Linked DNA regions of Homo sapiens: region 1 is linked to region 2. A link is a loop called in an ENCODE intact Hi-C map of the cell type or tissue named here. Cell type or tissue: CD4-positive, alpha-beta T cell. All regions are shown on one strand. Links, peaks and the distances in the headings refer to the core of each region. The heading gives the core; the rest is flanking DNA. Region 1 overlaps LOC105374618 (a long non-coding RNA gene). Region 2 has its middle 42 kb from the start of MIR4277.

Evidence for each region. Peaks named below come from ENCODE experiments on the same cell type or tissue, not always from the same donor. Only the 100,000 strongest peaks of a DNase experiment are listed, where the experiment ranks them.
Region 1: a loop joins it to region 2, with 6 times the contacts of the local background. A loop is called at or near these places in 5 of 110 quality-filtered maps.

Annotation. Positions count from the first base shown.
Region 1 is chr5:2,010,420-2,025,985 of GRCh38, reverse strand. All of the region lies in intron 2 of LOC105374618 (a long non-coding RNA gene), which reads right to left. Among named protein-coding and RNA genes, the nearest start is that of CTD-2194D22.4, 130 kb to the right of the region's middle. In CD4-positive, alpha-beta T cell, for the core only: a CTCF peak has its summit at 8,147; a DNase peak (open chromatin) is centred at 8,205; H3K27me3 peaks cover 269 bases.
Region 2 is chr5:1,658,658-1,674,223 of GRCh38, reverse strand. No RefSeq gene overlaps it. Among named protein-coding and RNA genes, the nearest start is that of MIR4277, 42 kb to the left of the region's middle. In CD4-positive, alpha-beta T cell, for the core only: no CTCF peak of the experiment used is centred there; a DNase peak (open chromatin) is centred at 6,833; H3K27me3 peaks cover 4,916 bases.

The DNA of each region.
Region 1 (15,566 bases), core at 3,481-11,480, 350 kb before region 2:
GAAACAGAGGAAAAGTTTTTGAATGTTAGAAACAGTACTATTAACAATTGAATTGCCAATTCGGCTACGATTTCTGATTAATCCACTTTATGCTAAAAGGCATTACAGCTTATGATGAAACATAGAGTAAATGTAAATTAAGATTATGGTCAACTGTTTCAACAATGAAAGGCTGACTTTTAGTGCCAGTAAGCAAGAAAAAAGAAAGAAGGGAAGGAAACAACACAAGCCCAGAAAACCGTTTTGCAATATTCGTTCTGTAAATGGTGAGTGCCTGGACAACGTTGGACTTGCTACCCAGGAGGGTGCCATTAGGCTTTGCCACATCTTTAAAAGATTATTAATTTTCAGGTAACATGTTAACACCCCCAACAACAAAAACAAACCAGTTCCAGATTTGTGTTTCCAGTGTGGTTCCTAGCACACTGGGTGGCTTCCTGTGGAGTCAGCACTGCTGTAAAAAACCATCTCCTCCTAGCTGAGGGAAGCACCGCCCTTCAGCAAGCCTTTAAAAAACCATCTCCTCCTAGCTGAGGGAAGCGTCACCCTTCAGCTAGCCTTTAAGCCTTACCTAATATATAGCTAGCTCTAAGATGACACAAGCCTCAGATGGACTGACAGGGTAGTCTAGACAGATAATCCCAAATTGTTTTCCTAATATTTAAATTCCCAACAGAAGACAAACGAAACAAAACCTACTAGTAAAAAGGTGATTGCAAAACCAAGTCAAAAGTAGCCTTTGTGAAACTCCCCCTGGCTCCCGCTGTGCTCCGTGGCCTCATTCTCAGGAAGGCACAAGCGTCCTCCGAAGCTTCCTCTGTTTTGGCGTCCTGCTCAGAACCGCTCTGCTCCTATCCACATCCACAATGACTCTCACCCACCTTTTCCAAGAGCGCCAATTTATCAAGTTCAGACTCCAACTTGACGGTGCACCCACCTGTCATAAACATCGATAGCTATCACCACATATCCAATTCCACCTTGCTGATTACACCATTGATTCCCAGGCATTGCAATGCCTGGATCGGTGGACATCTGCTCTAGGACACCTTTATGGGGAGACTTAAGGTTTAACTTAAAGTACGGTTTAACTTAGAGTTATATCTGGACCCCTTATTTTTCATGAAACATGCTTATAAAGAAGTCTGTGAAGGTTGAAATAATTCACAAATGTCATGTTTTTAAATATTTATATGTAGTTTTTTATGATTGCATGTGTAATCTCTCTGTGTAATGTTGTGTTGCTGAAATCTTACATTAATTAGGAGTACTGTCTAAAGGCATAGCATTATGAGCCTTTCTTTAATAAAAAGTTATTTTGAAAAGTAGACAATTACACGTTGAAAAATACTGTATTTGCTTCATTTGAGGTAGATAATCTGAACAAAATTAGTATATTTTATCTTCATGTTTCAGTATAATTGCATATAAGAAAAAAGAAAATCAAGGTTAAAGTCCAGATAGTGTTATTATACAATTATTAATCCAATCCCATTTTTAATTTCTATATACTTACAGAAGTTCTACGGAAATTACTAGGGCAATCTGTTAAGAGCTGTGTTATTTTCATATATGTTTAAGCAGTTTTCTGCACAGTGGCCTTAAAATAATTAGCAATTTCACTGTTTTATTTTATAGCATTCACAAAATTATTTAACTTTTTTCTGTTTGTTTTCTCATTTTATAAAATCAGATGAATCTGCCCAAAACAAAGTGTGCCTTACAAAGATACATTTTTTGAAATTCCAAATCTATCTGTAATCAAAATAAGTGTAAATGGATCAAATTCAGCAGCTTGAAGGCTCAGCAATGTCTTCTTTACAACAGATATGTATAAAATATAAAATTGCAGAAAGATAACAAGCAAAAAATTGCAAAGTTTTATCAAGCAAATACTTAAAAAAAACCAGTGTAGTTATATTTATACCAAGCAAAATATAGTTTAAACCAAAAAGCACTACAGAGGATAAAGAGTGATAATATATAATGATGAAGATAGCAATTAATCAAGAAAATATAATAGGCATAACCTTATATGTACCTAATAAGATAGTCCCAAAATAAAGGAAACAACAAAAAAAATAGAATTTAAAGAGAAAGAAGAAGTCTGCAATTGTAGTGGGAGATTTAAATATGCATCCTTAATGTCATATTTCAAATCAGACAAGACTATGTGGTCTCTGATAAAAACGGCTTGAAAGAGGAAAATACTATACACGTAAAGTACTGTTATTAGCATTAATAATGGCATGTAAGAGGTGAAACATTAATTACTTTCTTAGAAATAACAGTCCGGGTTTCATGTCGATATATTCCAATGAAGTGGATTCCACTTATTTTCTGTGACATTTGTAATAACCAGGATGGTTTTGGCTGCTTATTTTAGGTGAGTGCCTCTCTTAAATCACTGCCCCAGCAGACGTGTCTCCTGCTTACCTGGAAACAGGTAAAACTGGGGCAGCTGCAAACGCCAGCTGCTCTTAGTCAGACTCGTTTTTCTATGCATTTATGAATTTGGAAGCTGTTCAAGGAAACATTTTTGGTTCATTTTAAAATATACACATAACTTGTTTCTCACTAGCCAGGAATGTTTCTTTCTGGCCAATGTCTGCATCTTGCCCATTAGTGTATAATGTCTCCACCCTTGAGGGGTGTAGGTGAGACTGAGGAACTTCCACCTAGGGAGATAAAGGTGTAGACAGCATTCAGATCAAGACACCTGCTGAAGGGAAAGTACATATTTTCTGGACACTCTAAGATTCTGAGGGGCCTGAACTGGACATCAGTTTGTCTGAAAACAGAAAAATACAGATTTGCTTCCTTTGGGAAACAGCAAGGATTTGCAAAAGGTCGGGGAGCAAAAGACCATTTGGATCCACAGAGGTGGGAGGAATGAGGCTGAATTCTGACTGCGATATGCAGCACCAGCTGCTATGCAGGACGGGCATCTGATAAAGAAACTCAGAAAGGGCCACAAAATCCCATCTCCTGTCTTCATCAATATTACCATAGCAATGAAGCCCATATTCAACAGACCCACAGCAATGGGACCAGCACCTCAACAGTCCCACAGCAATGGAGCCAGCACCCCAAAAATCCCACACCAATGAGACCAGCACTTCAACAGTCCCACAGCAATGGAGCCAGCCCCTCAACAGGCCCACACCAACGGGACCAGCACTTCAACAGTCCTACAACAATAAAGCCAGCACTTCACCATTCCCACAGTAGGAGCCAGGGCATCACCATTTCCACAGCTGGTGAGCCAGCACCAGTCATTGTCTTCCCCAGTGTTGATGCTTAGTAAACCTGGCTAGCGTCAGGATGGGCCACTGACCTGTGTGGCTTTGGGTCCAGGTATGTGGCTTCGGGTCCAGGCATGTGTTCCCAGCAGTGCCATGTGGGGCTGCTCCAGACCTCCCCATTGCTGCAAGTTCTGATTTTTCTTCCACCGTCCTGTTCATCTCAGTCATCCTCTCTTCGCTGCTTATTGATCTAATTCTGTTCCAGTACCAGTGTATTTATGTGGCACAAAACTAGCTGTTTTTGGATGAGTTTATGTAGTCTCACTAAGTAACCCAAAAGACCAAATAATAAACAAAATTAAAATACCCAGACCTCGCTTCATCATATTTAAAAACACTCAAACAAGTAAAATCAGTCCAACTGACCAGCTCAGCTTCCACCCCCAGATTAACCTGTCATGTTCATGGCAACAAAATACACCGACAGGTGTGAGTAGCCATCCCACAGCAGGAGGTGAGACGCTCCAAGGAAAAAGGTTGGCATTCCCCAAAAGTGGAGATTATCCTAGCATTTCCCAAAGGCAGGATCAAACTAAGAAGTTATCAGGAATATCCCAAGGGGAGCCGGGGCGGGAGGGTTTACCACCGGAGACGCTGGGGATCAGCAGAACTGGTTTGGGTTTTGGCTCCGTCTTTTACTTAAGCATATGACTTAACATCTGTGTTAGGGGGAGGCAAGGGGTAGGGATGCCTCAGGACAGGAGGGTCCACAGGCACCCATGGAGACGAAGGTGTTGGTCTGCCTTTGTCAAGGCAGCAGCTGGAGGCTCGCTCTGCAGGGAGCGCCCCCTACCCGAGCTACCTGGTCCTGTTGCATCCTCACGGACCCATAAGAGGAGCAATTCCCCTCAGCAAAAGAGGCTGTGAGGATCGCATGCCCACATTTCAGACACAGGAGATGCCCGGCAAACAAACCCCGATACAGCTGCTGCCACCAGCTTCAGGGGTGCTAGTTTAGGGGACCAGCCACCAGCAAGGAGGGCCTAGGGAGAGCCATGGTGGGCTTGGTGCTTGCCTGGTTGGGGCACTGGCCTCTGGGCTGTGTGGTGATGGTGACCAGATGTGGGGAAATGGACTTGGAGCCCTCAGGGTGTCCCCACAGAGCCCAGGGGGTACACACAGACTGAGGAGCCTCCGAGGAAGAGTCAAGGGCAGGAACCCCAGAAATGCCAAACCTTCAGGGGCAGTAGAAGAGCAGGAACAAGTGAAGGACCCTGGAGGGGTGGGAAAAGCCCCTGGAGAAGCAGGTGGCGGAGGGAGCACAAGGCAGAGAGCAGCCAGCTGGCTAAGACTCAGAAACGCAGGCAGGGCCATGCGGGCACAGAGGCCAGGAGGCCGCCAGGTTCCAAAGGAGACAGTCACTGGGGTTCAGTGACTGAGGGGCTGGAAAGGCAGAGGGCAGAGGGCACCTGGGAGGTGGAGGCCAAGAGTGTGTGTTGCGTTTTTACAGCTGTGCACAGAAGAGACTGGAAAGATACCCAACAGACTGTGACCAGCACACAAGGTGGGCTAGAGATTTGTGGTACTTCTCTGTATTTTGAAAATTTTTAGGGGGTACACTTAACTTTAGAATCAATAAAATAATGTTGTTAAGTGCACGATGGAGGTAGCTTTGAACAACCGGAAGGAAGTGGAGAACCGGTGTTCAGGTGGGCGCCGAGGCAGCCTCAGATCAGGAAGGAGCTCCTGAGGTGCAGGTGCCCGGTGGATGGTTCGGCTCCCCATCTTCAACGGCCTGAGGCCACACGGCCTCTCTGCACGGCGAGCATGGACCTGTCTTTCTGTCTGTCAACCACCAGATGAGTGTGTTGTCTGACATTTCTAGTGGCTGACTGGCTCATGAAAAAAAATTTTTTTTTTTTTGTAAATCCAAGTGGCTTTACAAAGCAGAAATTCTGGTAGATTGTTTTCATGATTGCTTAAATTGGATAAAGTTGCATAAAATCATCTTCCAGAAAGCAGCAGGCTCCCCAGTGACCTGCCACCCAAGCCAAAGCTCACACAAGGACTGATTCCTGCAGCACCAAGAACAATCATGCATTTGTGTTTTATTCTGTTTTTAAGACAACCTATTGAAAGTAATTTTGGGACATGTTGCTGATTACCAATGTATGCTTTGGTATTATTTTTGCAGTATGTGTGTATTTGTCTGTTCTCATGCTGCTAATAAAAACATACCCAAGACTGGGTAATTTATAAAGGAAAGAGGTTTAATGGACTCACAGTTCCACATGGCTGAGGACACCTCACAATCATGGTGGAAGGCGAAAGAGGAGTAAAGGCACGTCTTATATGGCAGCAGGCAAGAGAGCGTGTGCAGGGGAATTGCCCTTTATAAAACCATCAGATCTCATGAGACTTTCACTATCACGAGAACAGCATGGGAAAGATCCACCCTGTGATTCAGTGACCTCCCGCTGGATCCCTCCCACGACATGTGGGAATCATGGGAGCTACAACTCAAGATGAGATTTCAGTGCGGACACAGCCAAACCATATCAATGTTTATACTATGAACATGGACACGATGTTTCTCACGAAAGCAACCTGGAGAGAACCAAACTCGTTTGATAGGTCATACGGCAAGCCAGGGTAAAGTGAACAGAAAGCATCTCCTTGAATTCTTACCAAGTGATTGTCTAATCTTGAGGGGACGCTTGCAGGGACCGCCACAGCCGCTGGAAAGCTGAGATGTCATGCCCAGCTGCTCCCACCTCTCCCGACACTGCACTCTCCGTCCTGTGTGAGGCTGACAGCAACCATACCTGAGGGGCTGCCAGGGGCTCCTCGTTTGTGCTCAGTGTGTGCAGCCTGGCAGAGCAGGGTACTACCTGGGCCACGGGAGAGCAGGCCACTCTGTGAGAGGGGCCATGGCTGCTGCTCTGAGCCAGAGATGTGGCTGCAGGCAGAGGCCCCTGGTGACCCAAGAAAGCACCCAGGTGGGCCCACGCTCTCCCTAAGTCTCCAGGTCTCTGCCTGCATCTTCCAAACAGTTACTGATGAAGTTGGGCATGCAGACTGGAGACGCATGTGTCATGCCGGGCACTACGGTGTGTCCAGGAGGGCTGTGATCCTAACCCATGCAGAGCCTCGAGGGAGGGGTGGAGCCTGTGTGGGGCAGGCAGAGCTGCGCTGTGGCAGGAGGCTTGGGTGGGAGTGCTTTGAGAGAGACAGGTAGGGGAGATTGTCTGCGTGTGCATCTAACCCCACCCCAGAGACAATGCTCAAGGAGCGTGGCCCTGAAATCAATGTGAAATCAGCTGACTCTGTCCCCACCTAAGCCAAGCACAGGGCACAGGGCAGAGCCCAGACTTTGGTTCTAATTCCAGCCCTGCTCAGTCCCTGAAGTCCAAAGCCCCAGATAGGTCAACACAACCATAGGCCTCTCTCCTCTTTTCTGCTGACCTCCAGATGCAGTTTGGAGCCAGAGATGGGCAGACAGAGTGGTCAGCATCCTGTAACGCAGCTGTGAAATTCTCCCACCCAGTGAATCCAGCATCCTGTAACGCAGCTGTGAAATTCTCCCACCCAGTGAATCCAGCATCCTGTAACGCAGCTGTGAAATTCTCCCACCCAGTGAATCCAGCATCCTGTAATGCAGCTGTGAAATTCTCCCATCCAGTGAATCCAGCATCCTGTAACGCAGCTGTGGAATTCTCCCATCCAGTGAATCCAGCATCCTGTAACGCAGCTGTGGAATTCTCCCATCCAGTGAATCCAGCATCCTGTAATGCAGCTGTGGAATTCTCCCACCCAGTGAATCCAGCGTCCTGTAATGCAGCTGTGAAATTCTCCCATCCAGTGAATCCAGCCTCCTGTAACGCAGCTGTGAAACTCTCCCACCCAGTGAATCCAGCGTCCTGTAACACAGCTGTGGAATTCTCCCACCCAGTGAATCCAGCGTCCTGTAACGCAGCTGTGAAATTCTCCCACCCAGTGAATCCAGCATCCTGTAATGCAGCTGTGAAATTCTCCCATCCAGTGAATCCAGCATCCTGTAACGCAGCTGTGAAATTCTCCCACCCAGTGAATCCAGCATCCTGTAACGCAGCTGTGGAATTCTCCCACCCAGTGAATCCAGTCATGAATCATCAGGCCAACCGCACCAACTGTCTCCGTGCACTCGCTGATCTCTTCTTGGCTTCGTTCCAAATTTGGTTATAAATTTTTGTGGTACTCCTTCACCCCAAAAAACATTTCTAGGCCTGATTTCCATAGCACCTGCCACCACAGAAAGCACAGAATTGATTGTGTCTCTAAACAAATTCAGAGTTTGGTTTGCATCAGAGGAGGTGAATCTCTGCCACCCGTCCAGAGCGGCATTTAAGGAAAGGTGCGAGACAGCACGCAGTGCTGGACCCGAGCCTCGGAGTCTGCTCTGAAAGCAACTCCATTCTTTGTTGGAGAAAGACGCTCTGCATCCAGACACAAACAGCAACGGAGGTGAGAGGACTGAGGAAGACGCTCCGCATCCAGACACAAACAGCAACGGAGGTGAGAGGACTGAGGCCCTGGCAGACAAGCCGCAAGTGTGTCAGATGATTGACGGGTGTCAGATAGAAGCCTTTGATTTCAAAGTGACGTTGAGGCAATATTCAGAAAGCAAAACCTACTCAAGAAGAATTATATTTTGATGTTTCATAATCATTTCTACGGGGATTGAAGTCACCTTGTCCAAGCACTGTTACCCAAGGGTCCCTCTGGACTGCCTGCGGTTCTGCGGATTTGGGACAATATGCCTCCAAATTCACCAGGAGAGGTTTTCTTTGGTGTCATGAAAACCTCATAAGCATGTCACATCTCTTAAGCATCACTCAGGAGATTTGGAGAAGTTGGCTCCTTGTGACGAAGCCAGTGATAAGGTACAAAAACCTGCAGTTTGTGTTCTGTACAGGAGGGGGCAGTGGAGATGCCATCTTTGCATTTCAGGTCTCCACGATGAGGTTGGGACAAAGGTCTTCAATGTGCCCATTACACAGGTTGTAAATAAATAAATGAATACATATGTACATATGTACATACCAGAGGCACAAAAAAGTTTAAATGAATGGGTCCAATTCAGAAACTTGGATAATTTATAAAGGAAATAGGTTTAATTGCCTCACCGTTCTGCATGGCTGGGGAGGCCTCAGGAAACTTACAATCATGGCAGAAGGTGAAGGGGAAGCAAGGCACCTTCTTCACAAGGCAGCAGGAAGGAGAGTGTCGAACGAAGGGGGAAGAGCCCCTTATAAAACCATCAGATCGGCCAGGCACGGTGGCTCACGCCTGTAATCCCAGCACTTTGGGAGGCGAGGTGGGTGGATCACGAGGTCACGAGTTCAAGACCAGCCTGGCCAAGATGATGAAACCACGTCTCTACTAAAAATACAAAAATTAGCTGGGCATGGTGGCAGGTGCCTGTAATCCCAGCTACTTGGGAGGCTGAGGCAGAGAATTGCTTGAACCCAGGGGGCGGAGGTTGCAGTGAGCCAAGATTGTGCCACTGTACTCCAGCCTGGGTGACAGAGTGAGACTCCATCTCAAAAACAAAACAAAACGAAAAAACAAAAACCCTCAGATCTCATGAGAACTCCCTCACTATCACGAGAACAGCATGGGGGAAGCCCCCACCATGATCCAATCACCCCCACCCCGTCTCTCCCTTGACCTGTGGGGATTATGGAGATTATAATTCAAGGTGAGATTTGGGTGGGGACACAAAGCCTAACCATATCACCATATAATTGCAATCATCTTTTCAAGATCCCTAACCTGGGTTTGGTATTGGAGCCTGTGTCCCCTCTGAACTGTGACCTCCTGAACCTCCTCTTGCAGGGCCCTCACCATCTTCACAGATTTGAGCAGGTGACATCAGCAAGGAGAAGCAGCAGCAACGTTGGACAACTCAAAGTATGGGCTGCACAAGAAGCCGTCCGTCATGTACACAAATTAACCAGTCCTGAGGACTGCCCAGCTGGACTCTAGTTGCTGCTTCAAAGATGGATGTCTTTAAGGACATCTGGGAAGAAAAAGATTGTCACTTAAGATCATTTTCTACATAACCTAAAATTATTTCTTTACATACTTCTTGTCTCTGACCTTCACTTACCTCTACACTTCTGGCTATAATATACTTCTCCTAATACTGTTTGTTGTCCAGTATTATTTCATGGTCATGTTCTGCAATTGTATTGGGCTCTTTCACTGTTAATACAGGCTCTGGTTGTGTTTGCAGGAGCTCAGAGTTTGCTATCTATTTTCATGCCATATATTTTGCTGTTTTTAATACCATTTAACCTATGTAACATCAAAGCAAACATACTACAGACATAATTGCTATTTCCACAGACCCTGCTTTAATTAATTTTGTATGAACTTTGAGGTTCTCAGAAAAGAAATCTCCCACATGTGAAATTCTGAATATTTGGTTATGCTGCCATCAGACGCTTCTGCTAGTACCTTTCTCCTGGGCGCTGTCAGCGGCTCCCTGATGCCCTGGGACCCACAGCAAGGCTGGGGCCAGACGGATGCTGGCTTCACAGAAGCATGAGGACAGGTGACTCTCCGAGGTGTGGTGAGCAGTGAGCGGGTGGCTCCCGCATGCCACACTCAGAGCTTATTCCCCAGACTCTCAGGTGGCCACACACCCAGAAAAGCCTTGGTAGACCTCATTATGTGGGAAGGGCATATATTTAGAAGCTGAGATATTTTTATTTTCATAAAAAACGAATATTGTCAAGTCATTAACATTTTGGAAAACCGAGAATAAAAAATAATCCTGCAATCTTAGCCAGATATAAGTACTGACAACTTGTATATGTTTCCACCTGGGTTTTGTTGTTGTTGTTAACTCTTCTCTACATATCAGTTTTTCATAACAATCAAAGAATATCATGTCTACTTTACAGAAAGAGAAACTGAGGCATTTGGCAGGTGGGTAACTAGCCAGAGCCCTCTTCAGTCGGCGGCAGCCCTGACTGTGGGCTCCCCTGCAGACAGAGTGGTGGTCACAGCTGCAGGATCTGAATCCCCTCTGGGACCCACACACATGCACCGAGGCTGCCCCGGCCATGATAGACCAAGAGACTGCATGTGAGTGGGCAATGCCAACAATCACCCAATAAATCCCACTCACCGAACCACAGTGCTGACGCGTTTCCAGATCAAGGCCTTCTTGGGTTAATTTCATGTTGAAAATGTTCCCCATGCATGAAAAATGGTGGGAATGTGTCCCTTGTCCTTCGCATGCTCCAGAGCCGATTGGCCATTGTTTTAATAGGGTCCAGGTCTGCATGGCTGGAGGTCACTGTATTGAAACATCTTTCATGTCTGGAATTACTTTCTCAGGAAAGACTCTGGAATCAGCGGACAGCGCCCCCTGAGGCGTCCCCACAATGGCCCATCCTGGAACTTCTACACTCACACCCTCCTGCAGAAGAAGGAGTTTCCATTTCACCCAACTCCATCAAACTGAGTATTACCGCTTGCCCTATTTTACTGGAAAACAATGATTTCATTTGCATTTCTGATGTTGCTAAAGCATTTGAGTATTTCATTAATGTTTCCTGTCTCTTTCTCTTGTGTATAAGGATCTCTGGCTCTGCTGTTAGGATCTCTGTCTCCCTTTTTGGTTCATACGCTTCCAGCATATTCAAACTTTGTCTTCCAAACTTGTTACACACATTTTTGCTCTTGGCATTTGTCTTTGCTAAGAGAAGTCCGGCATTTTTTTTTCTTGCTATCAGAACAATACACATACATTGTGAAACTTTGAGAAACGAAGATAAACCAAAAGTACACATAAATATCCACAATCTTAATCACAAGCAAGAACATCGTGGTGAACATTGCCATGCATTTCTCCAGTCATTTTTCTCCGTGAATAAGTACATATTTTGTTTTTCAGAAATTGAATTGTACAGTACATGCTGTTTGCAATCCGCTTCTTTTTTTAATTTACTGAAGCACAAGTGTTTTCCTGTGTCACCAAGCATTATTCTCAGGGCACTGCTGTTTAATGGATGAATACAGTCTCTTGTGAAAGTAACACAATTTCTGTCCTGCTTTTCTAGGGCTGCACCACACACTGGACTGCTTTAAACAATAGGAATTTGTTCTGAAAGTCCCACCTGAAGGTGTCAGCAGGGTGCTGTGCCCTCTGAAATTCTGACTGACACCCTTCCTCGCCTCTCCCTGGCATCCGAGGGTCGCAGCCACCCTGGGTGTGCCGAGGGTTGTAGACTCGCCGCTTCTGTCTCTGCCCCGTCATCACAGGCTGTCCTCTGTGTGTCTGTCTCTGTGTCATTTTGCATGCAGCTCTCTGTCAAGTACACAAATTAACCAGTCCTGAGGACTGCCCAGCTGGACTCTTGCCACCGCTTCACTGATCCATGCACTTAAGGTCAGCTGGGAAGAAAAAGATTGTCTCCTAAGATCATTTTCTACATAATCTAATTTTTTTTAACCTGCTTCACATCTCTGACCTTCACTTACCTCTACGCTTCTGGCTATAATATCCTTCTCTCACTACTGCTTGTTGGACTCGTCCTACTCCAGGAGGACCTCGTCTTAGCAAATCACATCTGCTAGGCCCTATTTCTAAATTAGGTCCCGTTCTGAGGTACTGGGGGTTTGAACTTCAACATATCTTTTGGGGGACAATAACTCAACCCGTAACAATTTCTATAACCTGCTCCCTCTTGTTCCACAATGAAACTGCTCTCAGTTTTCTTCTTTGATCAGGGTTTCAGTTCCTGATCATCTGTACGTTTCCATGACCCTTCCCTCAGGGTTCACTGTCGGAAGTGGGATTGATCGAATGTTTGCCGTCTCCCGTCCCTGTGGAGTGGGTGAGGACAGGACTCCGCGTATTGTTGGCAGCCGTCCTCCTCTGTCTCAGCCTGGAGGGGCTACTCATTGTGTCAGAATAACTTGCAAGGACCCATAGAGGGAGAAGTTCACCTCAGAGCTTGTCCTGAGCCAGAGCCTGAAGACCGCAGTATGGATTACACAGGCCACGTGGTAGAGAGAAAGAGGAAACCCAGAGTTGCTCCAGCTTCCCTCTCACCCTCGTGCTGACTCTCAGGGAGCTTTCCACGCTGAGCTGAACGAGGAGTCCCTGGTCTCTGCGTGTCACTATGGCCTGATGACAGGGTCAATTCCTGGGCCCTCCCTAAGCCCCTGGGGTGTTCACTGAGAGCTCAAAAGTGCAGGTCAAGCCTGAAATGGGAAGGAGCATTAGGCATAGAAGTGGCTCCCAGCGTGTGGTCTGTGACGTGCTGTTGACATTGTCTGCCTCCCAGCTCAGGGCTCCCACCCCCCAGGCCCCAGGGTCCTCCATGGATGCACACAGGTGTCACGGGGAAAGCATTACTTTGATTTCTTGCAAAGTCATTAACAAGACAAGCAGTGGGGTAAAAAGTGCTTGTGATCTTGTTTAGACATGCCAAGTTGGAACACCGAGACCAGGAGGCCTCTGTCTGAACATCCGTCTGCCTGTGGCAAAGGTCACTGTCTCTGTGGCGCTCACCCCAGGGTCACAGGGCAGGGAGAGACCCCCAACACTGACCACTCTCCTGAGGGCTGTCACAAGTGGGCCTCGCTGAGACTCTGTGAATGAACATGTGACAGAAAGGGCACTCCTGGAGCTGCTGCCCCGCTGGGGCCCCTGGCAGCAGAGAGACTCTGCTTGTCCAGGTGACCGGGCCTCGCCTGGGCCAGGAAGCAATCACAGCGTCCTTTCTCCCACTCTCAGCCCTGCCTTTGTGCACTCTGGGGTCTGTTTCAAAGAAGGGATGTGTTCTGACCTCTTCTTAAATGTCCCCTGAGGCAGAAGTCATGGGCCCCTCATAGTATGCAGCCATAATTCTCTCGCCTCATTGGGTCACTGTGGCAAATCTCTCTCTCTGTTCTGTAACAGAAGTAGAAAAGTGAAGCACAAAATTTTTTAAAAACAAAGAAGCACTGACACAGATCCTGCAGGTGTCACACTTCACTTTCTGGGGAGGAGTTAATGATCCAGGTGAGATGTACACCAACCTTGATGAAAGTTGTCAGAAAGCAAGGAGGCCGGCAGCATCTTCAGACCCTTCCATCTCCCCAGAGAAGGGGAAAATGTCATCACTGGTTGTTATGGATCGAATCGCATCCACCTCCCAAAAGGTGCTGAAGCCCTAACCCCAGTACCCAGGAATGTGGCCTTTTTGGAAACAGGGTCTAATGTGGATATGATGAATGAAGAGCAGGTCATGAGGGAAGGCCCTAATCCAGCATAACTACATCTTTATAGAAAGGAGACATTGGGACACAAAGACAGACGTGTGGAGGAAAGGCAGTGTGAAGATGGAGGGAGACATCTACAAGCTAAGTAATGCCCATGGCCACCAGAAGCTGGGAGAGCCCGGGAATGGCTCCTTCCTCCCAGCCTTAGGAGGAACCAAGCCAGTTCAGCACCCTGACTTTGCATCTCTGAGCTCCAGGACTGTGAGGCAGTGCATCTCTCTTGTTTACGGCGCCTGTGTGTGGTGCTTGTCACACAACAGGGACAGGACGCTCATGCCTGGGCGATATTCAGAACCGCACTCACAAAAGACACACCTCACTCCACATCTAGACTCCTGGCTTCCTATGGACAGAGGCTCTCCTTAAACACCTCCAGACATCTAGCACAAACAAAAAGACACAAAACTTGCCAGAGCAACAGGACGTATATGCACACCGTGCTCCACAGCCACACAAAGAGAAGACACGTGGCGTTACCTGGCCCCAGCCTCCTTGACAGCCCAGCAAATCTCAACCCAGCCCCACCCAGTCCTGGGCAGCTCTGACAGAACCTGCTCTTTCCCGGCTCTTCCTGTTGAGGACTCAGAAACGTTTTAATTGCACTGAGGACCACATTTCATTTCTAATCTAGAAGCAGCCTGTGTCAAATGACTGTGCCTAGCTTGTCACTCCCACGAGCAAACCATGATAACAGCCAGGGCTGCAGGAGGAGGGCCCCGCCCTGCCCCTCCCCAAGGGCAGCTCACTTGTGTCCTGGGGTCATGCCCAGGGTGGCTGCCATTCCTGGCGCACACATCTCATTGTCACAAGATGCAGAGGCGTACTAGCAGGCTCCTCTCATCTGTAGCGTTTCAGGCAGGTAATAAACTACCCTTCATCAAACTCAATAGATATATTTTTTGTTAACACCTATGAATTTCTCCATTTGATGATCAAATATATGTGGAGACGTATTAATCAATGGACTACAATATGATAAAGTCTGATGCAATATCATAAAATCTATTGATATTAACTTATGTCTCCCTAAGTGGAGGTGAAAATTCTGTAATGGGGATGCAATCTAGTGTGATAGACACAAGCAGGGTGGCAAGGTGTCTGCAGGCTGATTGCTTGGATCTAAATCTGGGCTCTGCCACTGACCAGCCTTGGGGAGCCTTGGACAGGGGACCTACTCTTTCTGTGACATGGTCCCCACATCTGTTAAACGGGGTTAATGACAGGAGCTCCCACACAAAGGGCAAGAGGATCACCTAGATGATTGTCTGGTAACAAACGTGCTTAGAACATTGCCTAGCACCCTTCTTCCCTCCTCATTGCAATGTGGTAAACGGAAAGATCATGGCTGTGAAGCCACACACACTTGATTAGGATCTAGAGCCATACTCACTGCAGGGCCCTGGGCCAGTTCCCCAACTCTCTTTGAGAGAGATTATGACATTGACAAATAAGATAGTGCATTAGGGTTCTCTAGAGAAGAGGGCCAGTAAAATGTGTATATCTGCATGGAAAGAGGGATTATTTTAAGGAACTGATTCAAGCGATTCTGTAGGCTTGGCAAGTCCAAAATCTGTGGGGCTCGCCATCAGCGGGAGACCCAGGGAGGAGCTGATGGTCTCCAGGACTTACCCTGATGCTTGGAAGGAGGTCAGTATCTTCCTCTGATCATGAAGAGGGGGGTGGGAGGGCAGTCTCCTGGGAGGCTAAGGCTGCACCCACCAGGCATAAATCTGTGAAAAGTGTCTGAGCGTCTGGGGCCGCAGGTCTGCATTGCAGGCAGCAGGTGAGCAGTGCAGATAAGGGCAAGTTCAGTTTGCGTCCACAGGCGTCTGCTGGCAGAACCCCTTCCTGAGGGAGGAAGGCCAGTCTTCGTCCTGTGCAGGCCTTAAACTGATTGGATAAAGCCCCACACTATGGAGGGTCCTTTAATTTACTCAAAGTCCACCCATTGAAATGCTAATCTCATCCAAAAACACCTTCACAGAATTATCCATAATA
Region 2 (15,566 bases), core at 2,930-10,929:
ACTAGGGGGTGCTGAGGCAGGAGGATCGCATGAACCTGGGAGGCAGAGGTTGCAGTGAGCTGAGATCGTGCCACTGCACTCCAGCCTGGGCAACAGAGGGAGACTCCATCTCAAAAAAAAAAAAAAAAAAAAAAGAGAGAGAGAGAGTGGAGACAGGGCGGGGCACAGGGGCTCACATCTGTAATCCTAGAATTTGGGAGGCTGAAATGGGAGGATCACTTGAGCCCAGGAGTTCAAGACCAGCCTGGGCGAGACGAGCCTTAGTGAGACCCTGTCTCTACAAAAAAAATAAAAAAAAAAAAACCAGTCAGGCATGGTGGCATGTGCCTGTAGTACTAGTTACTTGGGAGGCTGAGGCAGGAGGATTGCTTGAGCCCGGGAGATGGAGGCTGCAGTGAGCTGTGATTGCACCACTGCACTCCAGCCCAGGCCACAGAACAAGTCCCTGTCTCAAAAAACAAACATATATATATATATATATATAGTGAGAGTGGGATTGAAAAAGGACTTTATTTCTCTAGAGAGTTCAAAAGTATTTCATAAAAGGGGATATTTCTGTTAAATTCATAATTCATTTTTTAACTTTGATGTCCACAAACTCCTTGTATGTTAGAAACTTTACTTTGTCTTTTGTGGATGAGGAAGCTGAGGTCTGGGTGAGATAACGTCTTGCTCGGTTCTCCCAGTGGCGAGGCCTGGACTCACTCCAGCTGCTCTGATTACAGTTGGATGACGTTTAGGACACAGGCTAAGAGACATGAGACGGCCGCCCGAAGGTGAGAGGGCGCCAAACAAGCGTGCGAAAAGGAAGAGCTGCTGGGAATACCCGAGCTTGAGACCAAGAAACTCACACGGGCTTCCCTGCATGTCACCAGAGGGTGGCACGGAAGTGTCAGGACAGGTGGGGAGATGGATTAGGACGGGAGGCCGAGGAGTGGCAGAAGACAGGACAAATCGGCCTGCATGCTCCTCCCCGGCCCTTCATGCTCCTTACCGCCTTCCGTGCTCCTCACCACCTTCCATGTCCCTTCCCAGCCCTCCATGTCCCTCCCCGGCCTTCCGTGTCCCTCACCAGCCTTGTGTGTCCCTCCCCGGCCTTTAAAGTTTGCAGGGGCTGCCGCCTGCTGCTCGCCTCAAGCCACGGTATGTCACAGTGACTGAGTGATGAAAAACACCTCTCAGAAAAGTGAAATACCATTTCCTCATCTCAGTATGTTTTGCTCAGAATTTGAGGAATTCACACCTAAACTTCTTGTTCTCGCATACTTGAATGTTTAAAAAAAGAGAACCACGTTGGTTTCTGTGTGAACATTTATAAGATATGCCCCAAATCCCAAACATTTATCTGAAAAATAAACCTCGAACTCTTTATCATAGCGTAGCCCTCCCTCCCCGTTTGGCGGATGCCACCCCCACCTCAAGACCCACTGCATACATCACACACACAGCGGCTATGACTCCTCCTGCCCCGGGGGTCCCTGCACCTCGGGCAGCCCTGAGCTCTTAGCCCACTGAGAGACCACTCAGCACCACACCCCGCGCTCTCCCCGACACCTCTATACCCATCACTCCCCTCCACCAGGCACCTGGCGGCAAGGGAGGGATTTACATCCTTCTTAGGTGCTCTGAGTGAGTTCTGCAAGCTGTCCAAGGCCCTGGGGAAGAAGGCAGATGCAGATGCAAGCTGGCTCCCCGAGTGTGGATGCACATCAGGCCCGGGCTAGGCGCTCGCATTAATGACCTTCGCAGCACCAGGAAAGGCAGGCATTCCGGGCTGGGCATTTCGTGTCATATTCTCAAGGTCAAGCAGCTATTAGATGGCAGAACCCGAATTTTAATCCTGGTGCGTCTGACCACCCCAAAACACCAGACTCTTTGCAATCTACTATGTTGTTTTAAAAAAATAAATTACTTTTCAGTGATGGTGAATGAGCTAATAAAAATTACACTGCGTGGCAAAGGGCAGTGATGGTTCCTTACTCACCCCCGTGGGGCCGACTACTTTGTTCCCTCAACCCCCGGATAATGTTGACTTGTGCTGATGCTGTCAGATTTCCTATGGTCAGTCCTTTTTTGGAAAAACAAGGCTCCCCTGTAACCAAAAGAAAAGTTGACATGTCCCCGGGGCCTGCAGTTATGGGTGGGGCTTGAACGTCACCCGAGTCTAAGCAGCTCTCTGCCCGTGAAGCTGGGGGTGGCACAGCCCCTCTGCCCCTGAGCGACCCCACGCACACCCCTAATCTCCACTCCTCGCTCACAGACGTCATGTCAGCAGCTTGAAATGAGCCAGGGTGGGGGTATTAACACCACGGAAGTCAGCGCACACTGCAGATCAGGGCTGTCTTCCCCAGACATAGAGCTTCCCAATATTTACAATCACGCCACGGGAGTACACTAGGAAAAATATGTTGAGAGCCCGGGTGATCTTCCTCATGCATTGGAAATATAAAATTAAATCAAATTTAAAAACTAGAGGGTCAACATTTGACAACGGTTCATACATGAAAGCATAAGAATAAAACTACTATAAAGTAAATTTTAGTGACAAGTTTTTTTAGTGGCGATAATACGTACGAGTCCTTTTTAATGCTTTAACATGGGGATTGATGCCACCGTCACAGGGCAGCCACGCCCCTCGCCCGAGACTCTGGGAGTTGCTCTGCAACAGCACTTGGGAGGCCTGGGGTGCCTCCCATGGACACAGCACCATCCGTTTTCAAGCGATCACTTTAAGAGAAGCGCCATGAATGAAATCCATCAGCCACCCTAAGTTTCTCCAGCATATGGCTGGCTCATGAAAACAGAAATGCCCTCCAACTTCAACCTATGAGGCCTTGAGCCTGTTTGGGCAGGAGCTGGTGCTTCTGGTGCTGCGGCCAGATGCTGTGCCTGGTACCTCAAGCATGAAATCAAGAAAACTCTTCCAGCTCAGGTTTATGACATTACTGGTCAATGTCACAGAGGAATACAAAGCTTCTCTATCTTTCCTAACCACGCAGTCCATGCTTGGGCAATTCACTGAACAATGGCGATGAAACACCCTCATCTCTATCTCTGCACGCCAAACACAGAATTCTCTCTTGGCCCCCTTACAGGGCTGATGTATGAGCCAAACCTGGCCCAAGGAGGAGTCCCAAAAGGTTGCAGAAGAGCCGATTATCCACCCCATGATACCCACATTCCCACCCGCCTTCCATCTCTCAGGAATCAGGAATCAGAAGGGGTCTACTTTTCCCAGAAAACCTTTATTGCTTCTACCTGGGTACTTTCACTGGTCCCAGGAAGGGAGAACACATTCAGGTAGGATTAAGTTCTACTGTTTCCAAATTTGGAAAGGAAAGTTCTTTTGTCCTCCAACATTTGGGAAGGAGAAGTGATGCTTAAAAGAGAGCCCCTCAATGGAGTATCTCAAGGCTCTTCAAACAGGTGACTTCGTCTTATGAATAAATTATGGAAACTCCTTCTTCTTCCAGAGTTAGCAATGTTACAATTAATTATGTACCTGATGACAATGGATTTGGAAATATGGAAACGTGTCATGAATGTCTCAATGTGTGATCAAGACTTTTCTGTAAGTAGCTGAGTCACCATCACCAGAACCTCTTCCTCTTGCAAATGAGCCTTCAGCTGCAGACTAGACTCCCAGGATGGTGGGCAGGTCAGCTGATGGGGTGAGTGCATGTGCATGTGGGAGCCACACACGTGTGTGACTAACTGCATTTGGCACTATTTATTGTCTGTGCTTCTTTTCCTTTGTAAGAGCATTAAAAATTGACCACAGTATGTCATCATCCCAACTCTCCTTAAGAAGCTTCACTTTTCTTTCATGCTGCTAGCCTGCTGTAAGCATTTGTCTTGCTTTTAGATATTACCTAAGATAATAGAATTCCAAAGTAGACACCTACATTCTCAGCTTTTGAACTTTCCCTGTGACTTATGTGTCCTGAGCACAAGGCCATCTTTATATTGCGATGAACAGAATCTGGCTGAAGATTTCTATACACTGTCTCCTTCCCACTCCGTGCAGTGCACATCTGTGCTTGGCAAGCCTGCAATGCTCACAGCCCCTGCTTGAGGGTGGAAAGCTTCAAACACCCAGGGAGTCCTGTGCCTGAGCCAGCTTTGCTCGTCCAGGTCCAAGGTAGACAAGTGGGGTTTAGGGGTGAATGGGGGGTGGGCCCTGCTCATCACCTTCCTCAAGCTGAGAGTGCTGATGGACAGGGCCTCCACAGTACTCAGCCCTTACCCTTCACCCTTATCCTCAGCTTTACACAATGGACGTGACAAGGCAAACCCTGGCCTGAGGAAAGGGGGTCCACACTCTGTCCTGTTTCCAGGCCTGGGAACCCCCGGCTCTCTGTGTGCTGTGGAAAGGGCTGGAGGGAGCCGGTGTGCAGCTGCTGGGCTTCTGCAGATGTGCGTCCTCAGAGCTTGGTGCCCCCGGCTTTCTTTGCCGTGCCGTTCTCTGTGGCACAAGTCTTCTTTTTAGCTGAAGCCTCCTTCTGTAGACCCCAGGCCCCTCCCTGTCCTCTCCTCTGAGAGGTATGGCACTTGACTAGGCAGCCAAGAAATCCTGATGCTGGCAGGGTCCACGGGAACAGGCTGGGCAGGACCATGGTCAGGGGTCTGTCTTAGACACAGCCCTTACCAGATAGCTGAGGCCCTACAGAGGCGTAGAGGGCCAGGGAAGTCACTGCCCTACTGCCACATACCCAGGATGCATGGTTCACCATGCCCCCAGCTCTGGCACTCACACAAGCCCACAAGTTCAGGGTCCCAGCTCTCTTGCACAAACCCTGTCCCCACCCTGCTGGCTCATCATGCCTCAGATACACATGAGCCTCAGATTCATGTGGCCAGATCTTAGCCTCCTTCATCACCAGGTCTGCTGGCTGCATGCTGTGAACCCCAAAATTCTGAGACAGGTCTCAATTTAGAAAGTTTATTTTGCCAAGGTTGAGGCTGCGCAGCTGTGACAGCCTCAGGAGGTCCTGCCGACATGTACCCAAGGTGGTCAGAGCACAGCTTGGTTTTATATATTTTAGGGAGATATGGGACATCAATCAGCATGTGTAAGATGAACATTGGTTTGGTCTGGAAACGTGGGACAATTCAAAGCAAAGGCGGGACAACTCGAGGAAGGGCTTCCAGGTCAAAGGTAGGTAAGAGACAGATGGCTGCGTTCTTTTGAGCTTGTGATGAGCCTCTCCAAAGGAGGCAATCAGATCTGCATTCATCTCAGTGAGCAGGGGGAGACTTTGAATAGAAAGGGAGGCAGGTTTGCTCTAAGCAGTTCCCAACTTGACTCTTCCCTTTAGCTTAGTGATGTGGGGACCCCAGACTTATTTTCCTTTCACAATGCCCACAGCACCCATCCAGGAAGACACCTCATCATAGAGAGGGGTTCAACGTGGAGCTGGGGACACTGGTGGGGACGTGGGAGCCTCGACATTTCCTCCACAGCTGCTCACTGCCCTCGACAAGCTTGGGTCTCTGCACACAGCTCTAACCCGCAGAACACGCTGCGGGATTCCTGTGTCCCACGGTCCCCAGCGCTGGCCCTCCTCTCCCGAGGCCAACAGCGACCTTCCAGCTTTCGGAGCTTGTTGCCGCTCTGCTGTCTTCACTGGCTAGACACCCCCACACTCTCTTCCCTGTCAAGGCCACCCTCTCCTGCGGGCGGGGCTCCGTGAGTCACACTCTCACCCCCTCCCCCAACACAGCCGCAGCACGCAGCCCCCACACCTGCCAGCCCCCACGCCTCCCTGCACACCTGCTCTCTCTCAGGCAGGAGAGCTCACTGCACCTGCAAGGTAGGCAGAGGCCAGGCTGGGGAGGACACACCTAGCCCTGTCCTGCCCTCGCCCCCAGGGTGGCCAGAAAGACTGCAGAAGGTCCCCGCAGGCAGATGTGAGCACTGCGGGTTATTCCAGGCACTGCCCCAACCCCTACTGAAAAGCCCATTTTCACCACAACCCCAGGCTGGGCCACAACCCCCCGGATCACCCACGGCCGCGAGAAACCTGCAGAGCGCCCTGCAGACAGGGCAAAAGGGAACCCAGGCCCCAAGGGGGACTTCAGGCCTCCAAACCCAGAGATTTCTCTGCAAGCTCGTGCCCTTGAGGGCTGGGGGTGGGGAGCCCAGCGCCAGGCCTGGCCGCGCAAATGCTGGGGGACAGGAGCCTCCAGGGCCGGGGAGAATACCCGCCTGTCCAGGGTACAGAAGTGGAGGTCAGGGGAGAACCTGGAGGTGGGAACGCGGAGTTCCATCCGGGGCGAGACCCCTCTCCCAGCGCAGGATGAGGGGGAAATTCTGCCATAGACTCCCGGGACACCTCTCCCGAGCCCGGGGCACAGCGGAATCCCTGGCTTGGCCCTACGCCCCCTGCGATCTCCACGGCGGCTGAGAGTTGGAGCAAAAGCCCAGAAGCGAGGCGGGAGGGCGAGGCCAGCGTACACGCGGGACCCCCACTGAGGCTCGGTCGGGCCCACTGCCGTCCCGGGGTCACCGCCGCCTCTTCCCAGCGCCCCTGAACCGCTTTGACGGACGCGTTGGCTGCATCTACCGCCCACGAGGCTGCCCGGAGGGAGAACGCGCGCCCCCGCCCCGCGCGCCCCCTTCCTGCGCGCCCCCGCCCCGCGCGCCCCCTTCCTGCGCCCCCCCCAGGCTCGGGGGGGGTCTCCTATCTCCGCCCGCACCTCCGGGAGCCGCTCGGACCCTCAGACCCAAAGGCCTCGCTTCCCCGGCGGCGCCCGCGGTCCTGCAGGGGCCGGAGCCGAGACCCCGAAGTCCGCGGCTGCAGTCCCCGGTTCCCAGGGCAACGGCGCCACCGCTCGGCGGGCGCGGAGACTGCACCGCTGGGGCGAGACCCGCGGGGAGGGGAGGAGGGGAGGAGGGGAGGGGAGGAGGGAGGACGAGAGGGGGGGAGGGGGGAGGAGGGGAGGGCGGCGCCGCGGGGAGGCCAGGAGTCCGCACTTAGTCGGGGAAGAGCGCGAGAGAGAAGTGTCTGTCCCAGGCCTGGGTTGGGGCGCAGGAGGAGGGCGGGAGACGCAGCCCCGGGGCCACCGCCTGCCGCCTGCGGAGCGCCCTTTAGAGGCCCGGGAGCCCAGGGACCATTTAGTTCCCGCCGCCCGCCCCTTCCCTGCAGCCGCTGGAGTTGAGCTGGAAGGTGCTGCCTTCTAGGAGGTGCCACAGGCAGGCAAGAGACACGGGATCCCCCTGTCTCAACCAGTCCGGGCTGGACGGGGACACCCTCTGCCCCTGCCCCACCCTGCCTACCCCTGCTCTATAAAGAGTTCCCCTTAGGACAAGATTGTCCAACCCACCGCTGGGGCAGCATGCGGCCCAGGATGGCTCTGAATGCGGCCCAACACAAATTCGCAAACTTTCTTAAAACATTATGAGATTTTTTTCAGCAAGAAAAACACAAACAATTCCATCAACAAGTGGGGTAAGGACATGAATGGACAATTTTCAAAAGAAGATATACACATGGCCAAAAAGCATATGGAAAAATGCTCAACGTCACTAATGATCAGGGACATGCAAATCAAAACCACAATGTGATACTGCCTCACTCCTGCTAAAATTGCCATAATCCAAAAAATCAAAAAATAATAGATGTTGGAGTGGATGGCCCAAGACAATTCTCCTTCCAGTGTGGCCCAGGGAAGCCAAAAGATTGGACACCCCCATCTCACAAGAAGACCAGGGACCCTCCAGGGGCAGCCCAGGGGCAGCCCAGGGCCAGCCGCTTTGTGAGAGACACCTGACACAGGATTCCCACGTTCTCACCTGGACCTCCACATCCTCACCAGGAGCTCCATATCCTCACCTGGACCTCCACATCCTCACCTGAACCTTCACATTCTCGCCTGGACTGCCCCACGTTCTCACTTGGACCTCCCTGTATTCTCACCTGGATCTCCACTTTCTCACCTGGACCTTCACGTTCTCACCAGGACCTTCATGTTCTCACCTGGACCTCTATGTCCTCACCTGGACCCCCACATCCTCACCCGAACCTCCACTTTCTCACCTGCACTTCCCCATGTTCTCACCTGGACCTCTGCATCCTCACCTGGACCTCTGCATCCTCACCTGGACCTCTGCATCCTCACCTGGACCTCCGCATCCTCACCTGGACCTCCACATCCTCACCCGTCCTTTTGCATCCTCACTTGGACTTCTGCATCCTCATCTGGACCTCCACATCCTCACCTGGACCTCTGCATCCTCACCTGGTCCTCCGCATCCTCTCTTAGACCTCTACATTATCACCTGGACTTCCATGTCCTCACCTGGACTTCCCCTACGTTCTCACCAGGACCTCTACATTCTCACCTGGACCTCCACATGTTCTCACCTAGACCTCCCCATATTCCCACCTGCACCTCTATGTCCTCACCTGGACCTCTGCATCCTGCCTGGACCTCCCCACATCCTCACTTGGACTTCCCCATGTTCTCACCTGGACCTCCACATCCTCACCTGGACATCTACATCCTCACCTGGACTTCCCCATGTTCTACCTGGACCTCCACTTTCTCACTTGGAACTCCACGTACTCACTTGGACCTCCACTTTCTCACTTGGACCTCCACGTACTCACTTGGACCTCCACTTTCTCACCTGGACTTGAGTGTTCTCACCAGGACCTCCACGCTCTCACCTGGCCTTTCCCTTGGCTCTCCAGCCCTCAGCACAGAGGCCAGACAGCCTGCTCCTGGAGGGCTGCCATGGTGATGGTGAGCACTCCCTACAGCTGCAGGGCCAGGCGGGACAGGGTATGGCGGGTGTACAGAGGAGCCTGTGGCATTCCTCCATCCCCGGGGGCTCCCAAACACCAGCCTCAGCATGCTTCCTTCTCCTGTCAGCAGAAGGAATAGAGCATCTTCAGGCAACAAGGCCAGAGGATGTCTCAAGGCAAAGCAGCTCACGTTTGCATCATTGGGGCCACCACCCACTGAGAAAACCAGCTCCCTTCACTGGAAGCTGCCTCTTCCTCTGCAGACCCAGTTCAGCAGGAACACAGCTTGACTAGATGGAACGCAAGAGGCCACCTTTTGCAACTCACCTGCTGTGGGGTCCATGAACCAACTCACCTTCATTCATTCATTCATTCACTACCAAATGTTTTTGCAGCCCTCACTATACAGTAGAAACCAGGCAAAGCTCTGTGGGAGGTACGGCATGCATAAAACTAGAAAAAGAAGTCCCTGGCTTTGAGGACCTTGCACTCCCAAAGGGGACATTTGGGGTAACTGTTGCCATGGCAAGGCAGCATGGAGGAGCAGTTTTAGGGCACCCTGTGCAGTCAGATTGCCAGGTTCAGCAGCCCCTCTCTGCCACCACCCATGGCAAACTTAGGCATGTTTCTCAGGTCTCCCTGCCTCAGTTGGGGATAATCACAGTGTTTACTCCCTGAGACTGGGGATTACATGAGCTGATCCAGGAAGGGCTTAGTAAATATCTATTTGTATTGAGGACTGAGAAATTATTAAAAATAACACCATAATATACCATGACAATATTTTAGGAAATGGCTACTATAAGACAGAGCAGATGAGAATCATTCTCTCAGACAGACAGAACCTTTCAATAGCCATGTGCTCTTGGATCAAAACAATAGTGCAGGGGGTATATTGACACCTTTATGGCTGTCATGTCCAGTCTGCGGAGTGACAGAGAGCTAACTGTAGACTTGACATAACCTGCATAGACAAGTATTCCCTCCTGCTGTTACTTTTGTGTCTACCTTCCTTGAAGAAATAAAACACAGGTCCTGTGGTTCTGAACAAAATGTTGTTTCAAGAAACTCAGCAGGAAATTCATCAAATCTTAGAATCTTAATTTGAAGGGATCTTAGTGTCTCATGATGTGACACAATGTAACAAGATGCAGCCAGTGGAGCCCATTGTAATAGCATGAAAGAGAAGACAGGCCACTTTGCCAAAGCCCCGCGGAGGCTGTCTCCTGCTCACCAGGAGAACCCCTCCGTCCACTCACCGCCGCCCCTCGCCAGGAGGACCCCTCCGTCCACTCACCGCCGCCCCTCACCAGGGGGACCCCTCCGTCCACTCACCGCCGCCCCTCGCCAGGAGGACCCCTCCGTCCACTCACCGCCGCCCCTCGCCAGGGGGACCCCTCCGTCCACTCACCGCCGCCCCTCGCCGGGAGGACCCCTCCGTCCACTCACCGCCGCCCCTCGCCGGGAGGACCCCTCCGTCCACTCACCGCCGCCCCTCGCCGGGAGGACCCCTCCGTCCACTCACCGCCGCCCCTCACCAGGAGGACCCCTCCGTCCACTCACCGCCGCCCCTCACCAGGAGGACCCCTCCGTCCACTCACCGCCGCCCCTCGCCAGGGGGACCCCTCCGTCCACTCACCGCCGCCCCTCACCAGGAGGACCCCTCCGTCCACTCACCGCCGCCCCTCGCCAGGGGGACCCCTCCGTCCACTCACCGCCGCCCCTCGCCGGGAGGACCCCTCCGTCCACTCACCGCCGCCCCTCGCCGGGAGGACCCCTCCGTCCACTCACCGCCGCCCCTCGCCGGGAGGACCCCTCCGTCCACTCACCGCCGCCCCTCACCGGGAGGACCCCTCCGTCCACTCACCATCTGGGAGGGACTTTGGAGGTGGAACCAGCCACCCCCTGACCTCCCAGCTCCTGCCTCTCACACCTGGGGACACAGGTTCGTCCTCACCAACCCCGAAAGCTCAATCTCAGCGCCAGCCCTCAACCGTAAGGAGACACTCGCCATGGGGGTACACGGCCTGTGAGGAGGGCGGGACACGTGCCACCCTTACACACTGTGGGGGCAGCAGACCGGAGAGGGATCTGGCTCAGTGCGGCCCCTCCAGGTCTCAGCCCCGCCCAGGTCAACTGGGCCACATCACAGCACATGGCCCTCAGGGAAGGTCAGGACCACACTCACAATGACCGTTTGTCAGAACAGCTCAGAATCGGGCTGGGGTTGACCTGACACACCTGGGCTCTGGTGCAGGAAGGGACCAGACACACAGACATGCAGACACAAGAACACACACAGACACAGGGACACACACAGACACACACAGACATGCAGACACACATAGAAACATGGACATGCACATATACACAGGGCACACAGACACACGGACACACAGACACAGGGACACACAGACATGGGGACACACACGTGGACACACAGACACAGGGACACATACAGACACAGGGACACACACGCATGCAGACACACACAGACATGCGGACACAGAGGCACAGGGACACACAAACAGACACAGGGACACATGCACACGGACACACACAGACACGCAGACACACACAGATACAGAGATGCGCAGACACGGACACACACAGACACAGGGATGCACACAGACACGCAGGCACACACAGACACAGGGAGACACGCAGACAGAAAGACACACACAGACAGGGATGCACACAGACACAGGGACGCACACAGACAGATACACACAGACACAGGGACACACTTTGTCTGCGTGTCCCCAGCCTGCGGGAGTGTGGGACACGTTGCTGTGTTCTCGGCCCCACCTGTGCACTCTGTCACGCAGCCGACTAGCACTGGGACGGAGTGTCTGCTTCCCGGTATCTGGAATGCTGTCTTGCGGAAAAGGACTGGGCCTGCTGTTTTGCATCCCGACAGGCAGGACTATGTACAGAAAGTAAAAGTGTCCTAAAGATGGAGCGGCATCCACTCCCACCCACGTGCTGAGTGGTGCCCGGCGCAGAGGGGCGGCTGGGCAGGCAGAGGTCAGTTTCTGATTCTCCCTCCTCAAAGATGTCCGGTCCAGCCAGCAGGACTGGCAGCACCACGGGAAGGCCACACGTTTTAGGCCGACATGAACTTCGTTGACACGACCCAGGAGCACGACCTAACCCTGCCGAGGAGGGACGCCTTTGGAAGGGTCAGCAGCGGGTGGTGGCAGGCTGTCCAGGGGCAGGGACTATGGGGTGAAAGTTTGGCATTTCCAGGGCCGGGAGGTCTCTGTGGGCATGAGAAGGTCACCTGAGTTTATAGGGAGGTCAGCTTATGACAAGCCTTACTGGACACGCATTGCTGGTGCCCTTTATTCTGCCGGGAGCTGGGGTGGCCCGGATCACAGCAGGGGCCACAGGAGGCTGTGGCCATAGCTCATGGACCCAGACCCCGGGGACCGCGGGAAGGTGTGCAGGAGCAGGCTGGTCCAAGGCATCCCCTACCCCTGGAGTGCCTGGCACCCACTCTCGGGTCTGCTGTGGGAGAAATCCCCCAGCAGGGGCTAAACAGGCTCCTCAATCCCCCCTGGCTCAGACACCACAAGTTAGGACCTTGGGGGCTCCTCAAACCAAACTGCTCAGCCTGCAATGGACCCCAAGAGTGGAGGCCAGAAGTAAAATGACGTAGGTGGGAGAAACAGGGGCTCTGAGGGCCAGCGTGTCTGCGAGGACAGAGTCCTCTGGTTCCACGTGTTTCAGAAAAGGAAAGTTGCACTGCTGAGGGCTCCTGATAGCCACCCCCCGACCCCCGACCCCCGAAAACAAAGTGCCACAAACAAAGCAGGTTTGCCGTGGAGAAGGCCCTTGTGTGGATGCTGACAAACGCAAAGCCCCGTGGAGGCCTGAGCTCGGGGCTGCCAGGAGCAGCTGAGCTCCCAGGGGACCTTGGTGCCAAGGCCCACACCTGCCGCTCCACAAGGCCAGCATCCCTGTGGTCCCTCCCCAGCAGCACAGCAGCCAAATGGAGGGCCCAGAGCCCCTCTCAAGGCCAGCATCCCTGGGGTCCCTCCCCAGTGGCACAGCAGCCAAATGGAGGGCCCGGAGCCCCTCTCAAGGTCACGGCTGTCGCTGTGCTGAGTGGGTGGGGACAGCCCGCTCCACCTTGGCACCCCTGAAGAATCGTGTTTCAGTCCAGCAGCCTAGTGTCCTCTAGGCTACATGGGTCTTGGTCATTTTAGAATCTAATCATTTTGGTCTCTATCTCACTTTCAGGGGCAAAACAGGTGTGTAAGGACTCGCATGGCTCGTGGCAAAAGGATGGGGTGGCCAGGAGTATTTTGGTAATGACAGAAGGCTGGTGCTAGGGGACAGGGATTCTCTCGTTTGGAGCCACCTGCGCTTCTGGCCAGCGCATCCTTCTTCCTCTTGTTTGTGTGCCTCACAGCTTAAAAATTAAATGTAATAACCCCAGCACGAATAAACAAAACCTGTCTACCATTTGAATCTGTTATTTGCCATGTTGTTTCAACTTTTGTTGATAATAACATTTCCCACCGTATTCCTTGATACTGGTGATAATAGACACACATACACACACACACACACAACACAGAGTCAACCCAGCCTCACACGTACACACACACACAACACAGAGTCAACCCAGCCTCATATGTACACACACACACACACACACAACACAGAGGCAACCCAGCCTGACCTGATGGCACCACCTGAGGCCCGCGGGAAGAGTGGGAGCTGAGACTTGGGGTTGTGTCCGGGGAGGGGAACCTGCTCCTGACATCAGGACACTCAGTAGGCCTCTTTGGCCTCCGTCCCTCGGTGAGGAGGTGTTCTCGCCTGTCCTTCCGCCACGTCCTGCTGTGCAGGAGGGAGCCACGAGCCCTTCCCTGCTCCTGCCACAAATAAGCCACAGGCACAGAGAGTTTGCACAAAGTGGCAGAATGTCTCAAAAGTTGGAAGATTTTTGTTCATAAATGTGCGGATCATTCTTCCTGATTGGAGGCCTTTTCCCACAGACACCCACGCAGAGCGGCAGGGAACCCCCCATCTGGTGGGTGACCTCTCGGGGGCAGAAGCTGCCACCCTCAGGCCCATGAGGTGGTTAGGAGAGTGCCAGGAGCCCAGGCGGCAGACAGCCTCCAGCCAGCCCCAGCTCCCGGCCAGTGGGGCAGTTCGAGTGAGTGCCACCCATCTGCCTCCTTGTCCCTAAGGCAGGGATGATGGCGCGTGTCCAGTGGAGTCAGGGCAGCACCCACAGAGACTCACTCTGGGGTCCTGGGTCACAGGCACAAGGCAGCTGGGCAGCCCCTGCCGGAGGAGTGCGCTGGGCCAGGCGGGGTCGGGGTCGGTGGGGGGAAGGGCGCCTGCTCTTTCCCTCAAGCACGTCACCGTGCCCCTGCCCCAGAATTCACACGCTGAAGCCCTCGCCCCAGCAGGACGGCCTCAGTGGTATTTGGGAGATAACGAGGGTTAGATGAGGCCATGAAGGTGCAGCTCTTGTCATGGGATTAGGGCTCGTATGAGAAGAGACACCAGAGCCTCCTCTCTCTCTGCCGTGTGAGGACACACGGAGGAGGGGCCGTCTGTGAACCAGAAGGGGGCCCTCCTCGGACCCCAACCCTGCCGGCACCCGGACCTCAGACCCCCGGCCTCCTGTGAGAAACCCACATCTGTTCTTGGGGCCCCCAGCCTGTGGCATCCTGTTAGGGAGGGCTGAGCAGACTGAAACAGCCATGAAGTCTAAAGTCCTGCAACTCTTGCCTCCAGCTCAGCCTCCCTTGTCTACATAGGAGAGTTTCTTTAACGCTGGCTTTTTATGTGCCAAAAATGAGAGACCAGCAGGAAAGCTGAGCTGGAAGAGACAGGATTGGAGCTAGGAATGGAGCAGCCGGCACCAGCGAACCCACCGGCTCGCGGCCACCCTCCCTGCCCCGGGAGAGGGCTGCACTCAGAGCCCACGGGAAGGACACAAGTGTGGTGGTGAGCCCCGGGCCACATGGGTGCAGGAGTGGGCAGAGGCTCAGCCTCAGCATCACTGGGTTCACCTGTGACTAAGTCGGTGCTTCCCGATGGAGACTTTGCTATGAATCCTTCCAGCCTTAGAGAGAGAACCCTTCTGGGGTCAGAAGCAGAGGTGCTCCTGCCCGTTGGATTTTTCCTTTGAATGACTGAGTCAGCACAGCCTGCTTGGGAGAATCGAATATGCCCTTCCGTAAAAAGCAACCTCAAACATCCATGCACCTGAGATTCCTCACAAAAATTATAAAGGAGTGGCTACTCCTCTGCATATACTGAGCATTTTAAAAGTTAAAAACAGAATTTTGCTTTGTTTCTAAGATTCCAGTCTATCCAAAAGATCTCATTTTAAGCCTGTTACCGTTTTGATGATCAAGGCAGTATCCATTGTTAAAATTCATTGCCCTTGAGCTATGAAAAAAATTAGACGCCCTCCTTTACATGGATAACGCAGGCAAGAGAGCAGGTGGCTGGTTTTGTGTTGGTAAATTGCGTTTCTCTTTTTTAACAATTCAGCTGTTGTGAGGTGGCCTGATTAGATCTCCGCCCGCCATCAACCTGACGCCCTGGGGCCTCTGCCCTCGCACTCCACCAGACTCCCAACCCGCCGACCGGCCTGCTAGCCGCGGACACAGTTATCTCCTTCTAAATTAAAATTGTAACTCGTTCAGTCCCATTTACACAAAGCCTCTGCTTTGACACATGCAATTACTATGAACATAGGGGCAACATGATTGCTAAGGGCCCCAGAAAGAGAGTTTAATCAGAAAACATGGAGTTGTTCCAGCCGATTTATAATTCCACTAC